Regions from separate parts of the Homo sapiens genome. Here region 1 is linked to region 2. A link is a contact called in ENCODE Hi-C or POLR2A ChIA-PET data. All regions are on one chromosome and are shown on one strand. Each heading gives the region's core, a stretch centred on a gene start or an enhancer-like site at or near the end of the contact. The rest is flanking DNA. Distances are from core to core; before and after follow the strand shown. Region 1 holds the start of LINC02210-CRHR1 (LINC02210-CRHR1 readthrough). Region 2 has its middle 35 kb from the start of LINC02210.

Region 1 (3,008 bases), core at 48-2,547, 35 kb before region 2:
GAGAATAAAGTAATTTTCCAGGGTACTTCATAAACACTAAACGTGATTTGTTAATTAACCGTCTAAAAAAGACCCTTGCCACATTTAATTATATTTAGTAAAGTAAAACTTCTCTAATCATCCCGACTGTCCCAAGATTATGCTTAAGTTTCAGAGTCAATTCCACATGAAAAGTAAAACCTATTCTTGACTGAAGTACTAGAAACAAATAAAGGACCCTTCTTCCCCAGAGATCGTTAAAAGCAGACCGAGCAACTTAATTTTGAGGGTGGGAGGAAGGTAAATTTGCCTGGAGGCAGGAGGATGGACTAAATGACCTCTGGTAGGATCCTCGTTCAAGTCCTGGGCCTGTATACAATTCCAGCTTAACCAGTTACTGCTTCGCTTAAAATGGAGGCTTGCCCGCGTAGGGACAAAAATAACAGCACCCACTTCTTAAAAATAAATGTCGAAAAGTACCCCTTTTTAAATAAAAATAAAAAATAAACACCTCTGGAGTGGATGTGTTCTTGCTATGCGTTTGTCACTGAGGCTTCGAAGACTTGGCATCACTTTCCTTACCGCTCACCGGATTTTGGGGGAGGAGCGGGGGGCGACAGTTTGACTCTTGACCCAAGTCTCAGGCGGACTTCAGAGCCCCACAGGGGCCCCCAACTCCAGAGCCAGAGGGAGCGGAGAGGCGAGAGCCCGAGATCGCACCTCCCCCCACCGCGGACCCCAGTCCCAAACCCACCCCTCACCTCCCCGCAGTGGGGCGCCTCCTTCTGCCCCATTCCCATTGTTAGGGAGGGCAGAGCGCGGGGTGGGCTCAGGGCAGGGGCGCCCGCGGCCGCTGCCCGGCTCGCTTCAGGAGGGGCGCCCCGCGGGATGCGGCTTCCCTTCCTCTCCGCGTCGGTCCGTCCCACCTCGGCTCGGCCTGGCGCCCCGAGCTCCGCTCCGCGCCCCCGGCCGCGGCCCCGGCCCGCCCCCCGGGCAGCCAGGCCCTCAGGCCACTCGGCCGGCAGCCCGCGTCCCAGGCCTACGAGTGGGCGCTGGGCGGGCGTCCCCGTGCCCCACACACGCGTCCCCTCTCCCCCAGCCCCGCCGCTTCCAGGGCCCTCGGCGGCGCCCGCTCCCCGGGCCCCGCGGCCCCCCGCCTCCCAGCCAGGCCGCTCCCTCGAGCTCGTCGGGTCAGGGACACCTCCTCTACCTCACCATCACCCTGGCCCACTCGTGCCCCCACCCCCAGGGGCACCAGTGCCAAAGGCAGCTCCCCCAGCCCCGGACCTACCTGCACGGTTCAACCAAGCCTAGAAGTGGGGGCGGGGAATCTTCCGCCCTCCTCTGGCGCTCATTGGCCCTTCAGGGGCACATCGTGAGCGCCATTGGCTGAGCAATGGTGTCCGTCAGAGCGATGGGGCGGGACAGAAGGGGAAGAGGGATGCAGGTGCCTTGGCGTCTCTGTCTCTGTGCATCTCGTTGTCTCTGTCTCTGTCTCAGCCCTTGGAAACGAGAGGCTTTTGGCTGAGAGGACTAGAAGGGGGCCTGAGGTGGGAGGAATAGGAATAGGAATCCTGACAGAGCGTCACGCCAGTTGGCAACTCTGAACCCCCTACCTAAGTCCCCTTTAGGTTCTCTTCTCCATCACCCCCAACCCCTGCCCCTCACCCCTCGAGATTCTTTCATCCAGGAAGCGACGTGATGAAAACTCCAGGCCGGAAGGCCATAGGGAGAGATGTTATATATGTATATAAAATATACACATATAAATGTTTATATATAAACTCAACCAGATATCAGTTCACTAGGGCCTGGAAAGGAAAGGGCACACATCTCACAGACAGGGAAGGACTTGAGATAGAGCCGGTAGAAGAAGGAATCAAAAATCACTCTAAGAGCTGGCAACAGTGGTTACCTCCTGGGAGAGGAACTGAGTGCCTAGGGAACCAGTGGGCGGAAGACTTACATATCTCGGCATATCATTTGTATCCATTGATTTTTGCACCACTCATCAAGATTCCAATTTAAAGAAAAGGATTTAAATGTTTAAATAAGGTCGCAAAACCAGGGGACAGACAAGATAATTGGGCAGGAAAATTGGCGCAACATGCAGATTTGGGGAGGAATCTTAGCTTTTAATATGTTCAGTTCCCGGTAACAGGGTTTTGTAAAACCCAGTGAAGGTGTCCCAGAGGCAACTGAAGTTATGGAACTTGAGAAAGGGTAGACAATCAGGACTAGAGAAGATGCAGGGTCCTCTGCCTAAAGATAGTGATCTATGACATGCTAAAGGATAAACTCCCAAAGAAGGGTAATAAGACACCCACAGTAAAAGGTAGGAGGACGAAAAAGAATGTCAGTGAGGTAAAAGAAACAATATTAAAGAGGCATGAAAATTAAGGGAGGAAGGGTCTGTGGAAAATAGAATAATAAAACTATGAGAGAGGCCGGGCACGGTGGCTCACACCTGTAATCCCAGCACTTTGGGAGGCCAAGGTGGGTGGATCACCTGAGGTCAGGAGTTCGAGACCAGCCTGCGCAGCATGGTGAAACCCGATCTCTAATAGAAATGCAAAAAAAAAATTAGCCAAGCGTGGTGGCGCGCCTCTGTAATCCCAGCTACTGGAAAGGCTGAGGTGGGAGAATTGCTTGAACCGGGAGGCGGAGGCTGCAGTGAGCCAAGATCGCGCCACTGCACTCCAGCCTGGGCGACAGAGCGAGACCCTGTTTCAAAAAAAAAAAAAAAAAAAAAAAACTGTGAGAGCCTCATAGGTCTTACCTCTTTACCTCTTTAGGCTCTGGTAACCATGGGACAATAAGAATGAAAGCCAAGGCCGGGCACGGTGGCTCACGCCTGTAATCCCAGCATTTTGGGAGGCCAAGGTGGGCGGATCACAAGGTCAGGAGATCAAGACCATCCTGGCCAACATGGTGAAACCACGGGCATGGTGGCGCATGCCTGTAATCCCAGCTACTCGGGAGGCTGAGGCAGGAGAATTGCTTGAACCAGGGAGTCAGAGGTTCCAGTG
Region 2 (2,872 bases), core at 270-2,769:
TTGGTGAGGAACACAGAGCTGCCCAGCTTCATTCGTTGGCACAGCAACTGCAGGGTAGCCCGAGCCCCTTGGGACCCTAACTTGTCCCTTGCCAAGGCCAACTGGCTGCCGTCTGGCTGTGGGGACCACAAGGAGGGACCCACAAGCTGCTGGCGAAGTCGCTGCTTCAGTTCTGGCTTGAGCCACTCCACAGCCACCTGCTCTCCACAGAGGTGTGGCTGCCCTTCCTCCAGGGCCTTTTTGGCCATGGCAGCGGTCCAGTGCGAGCTGAATTTGAGCAGAGCGATCTGCCCGGGCGCCGGTCCGGGGCTGGGCAGCAGCCGCGCCTCCTGCAGGCCGGGACCCAGCGGCTGCAGCGCGGGCTGCAGCGCGGTGCGGGTCAGATTCGGCGGCAGGCAGTCAACGCTCAGCTCACACTTCCCGGTGCTGCGGCACAGAAGCAGCGGGCAGGACGGCCGCAGCGGGTGGTTGTGCAGCGGGCGATGGCGGCCTGCGCGCCGCGCCGCGAGCTGCAGCGGGCATATGCGAAGCCGCGGTTCAGGCCGCTGAAGGTCATCATCAGGCGGAACTCGTAGAGGCGGCCCACGCGCTGGAACAGCAGGATAGCTGGTGCTCATACACTTCCTGAGGCAGCCGCCCGATGAACACCTCTGACCCAGCCGGCGGCGGGCTGCCCACCCAGCCTGGGGGTGGCCCGCCATACTTCCTCTGCCCGTTCACCTGCACCAGGCGATGCCTGTCTGCCTGACCCACGCCTCCAGCGCCGCCTTGTTCTCTGGCTTCACCCTCTCACACCACAGCTCACAATCCCGCGTGGACTGCATGGCTCTCTATTCTCTTTTTTTTTGAGACGTAGTTTCACTCTTGTTCTCCAGGCTGGAGTGCAATGGCAGGATCTTGGCTCACCGCAACCTCCGCCTCCCGGGTTCAAGCGATTCTCCTGCCTCAGCCTCCCAAGTAGCTGGGATTACAGGCACCCGCCACCATGCCCAGGTAATTTTTGTATTTTTAGTAGAATTTAGGAGTTTCCTAAATTCTGGGGGCTTGTCTCCCTGTTCCCCCACCCCGACTAATTTCCCTCGGTCGCTGCCACTGCCCCGTCCCTTAGGTCGCTCGGGCCGCCCCACTCCGAGACTTTTTTTTCTTTCGCTGGTTCTTTCAGCTTCAGTTTCCCTAGAGGGCGGGAGGGGAATATTTGGGGGCTCTCCTGCCTTCCTCTCCGAGCCGCGGAAGGGGAGACGCAGGGAGGAGGTCCGACCGGCTTTGGGCTCCAGCCAGGGGTCCGCGGAGACTATGGTCTCCGAAGGCCTTAGACGCGGGGCATTTCGCCAGCTGCGCGTCTCTCTCAACCGCGCCACCAAGCCCGGAGTCCAGCCGCGCCTCGCTGCGCCCAGCCCCGGCGCCCCAGGCTCTCTGCCCCCGACTCAATGCTCCCGCGCTCCCCCAAGCAGCCGCTGCGCCACCTCGCCCCGTCCCAGGCTCGTAGGCTGCTCAGCTCACGTGACCGCGCTCCGTTAACGGAAGAAACGAGATGGAGGCTGAAGGCGATCCGCAGTGGGGCCCCAGCCATTCGGATTGAGCCTTCTCCCTCCAACCGCTTCCGCAGGCCGGGCCCCTCCTGCCCTGCCCCTCTGGCCTCCCCACCCGGCCCCAGCCGCCCCCACTGCGCCCATTGCGCCCGCCCCTTCCCGGCCGCTTTCCCTTCTCCCTCCGCCTCGGCTCCAACATGAGGGGCCGGCGGGGCAGGCCGACCAAGCAGCCCGCGGCTCCCTCTGCGGAGCGCTGCGCCCCGGCCCCGCCGCCGCTGCCGCTGCCCACGTCCGGACCCATCCGGGGTTCCGCTCGCGGCAACGCGGTAGCAGCCCGGGCAGGTGGGTCGCCGCCAGGCTGAGGTGGCGCCCAAGACGCGCCTGAGCTCGCCCAGGATGGGCAGCAGTAGCCGGAGAAAGCCGCCGCCGCCGGCCCCACCCCAGCACCAGCGCCCCGGCCGGGGGGAGGCGGGGGCAGCCACCTGGCCCGGACGGCTGCGGTCTGGAGGGCTGTCAACAAAGTGGTGTAGGAGGACGCCAGTTACTGCACGGAAAGCAGCGTCAGGAGCCATAGTACCTACAGCAGCACTCCAGGTACCCACTCAGCCCAGTTGCTGCAGACTCCTTCCCCACCTTCTCTGCCCTCCCCCTTTGCTCACTCGTGTGCTGTGCATCCTGCTCCGATCTCCCCCCAACCCCGCCGACCCCCAGAGGGGAAATGCGAGGGCACATCAAGTGGCAAAAAACCAGATTTATAGGAGGAAAGAGGCGCATTGTTCAAAATGGAGATTGCATTGTTGCAGTTGGCGGGCCACACTCGCTCTCTCTTCCCGCCTCCCGCCAACCTCCTCTTTTTCCTCCTCAGAATTTGTACCAGTGTAGTGTCTCCACCGGGCAAGATTGAAACTTGGGCAAACACATATCCATTGCTTTCATTTTTTCCCCTTGTTTTGGTAGTTTTCTGGAATGAAAGAAGCCTCTTGTTTTGCAAACCTCTTTTCATTTCTAATGTGGTTCCTTTCGGATTTTTATTATATATCTGTTCCTTAAAAGGGAATTAAGGATTTGGACAGATTGTGTGCCACAATCTGTTTTCACACCCCTAGCTGTGGTTTTAAAATTATGTTAAGGAAACGGATCATTTGGGTTAGTAGGGGAACCTTATCTGGTCTTGTGTGTTTGTTTTTATTCTTCGAGTGCTAACGGGCCCGTGCAACAGTTTCTGGTAAATGGCTGATTAAAAAGCAAAGCAGAAAGCCAAACAAGACCCAACGAAATTTGGTAATTCATCTGATTCAAAATTGTTTTGGTTAAATCAAAAATTTACAAGACCGCAGGAACAC

What was found. A loop is a pair of places that touch in the nucleus more often than their neighbours do. ChIA-PET counts read pairs that join two places held with the same protein, here RNA polymerase II (POLR2A). Pooled maps may share reads with other maps.
Region 1: a pooled map shows a loop between it and region 2 (6-fold over the local background). The contact joins the promoter of LINC02210-CRHR1 here to the enhancer-like site in region 2. A Hi-C loop is called at or near these places in 5 of 50 pooled maps. POLR2A ChIA-PET finds 5 or more read pairs at or near these places in 3 of 52 experiments (A549, GM12878 and WTC11).

The regions. Positions count from the first base shown.
Region 1 is chr17:45,618,635-45,621,642 of GRCh38, reverse strand. LINC02210-CRHR1 (LINC02210-CRHR1 readthrough) reads right to left here and starts at 1,297. Exons shown (of 15, transcript NM_001256299.3): 1 at 1,271-1,297. LINC02210 (long intergenic non-protein coding RNA 2210) reads right to left here and starts at 1,314. Exons shown (of 6, transcript NR_138260.1): 1 at 1,271-1,314. RefSeq lists an enhancer at 2,181-3,008.
Region 2 is chr17:45,583,823-45,586,694 of GRCh38, reverse strand. It overlaps the pseudogene DND1P1. Among named protein-coding and RNA genes, the nearest start is that of LINC02210, 35 kb to the left of the region's middle. RefSeq lists an enhancer at 1,400-2,344. Within about 2 kb of position 1,519, at least 39 of the 41 ENCODE cell types and tissues checked have a DNase peak (open chromatin) inside an H3K27ac peak, as active enhancers do; they include GM12878, where a contact is called at or near this core.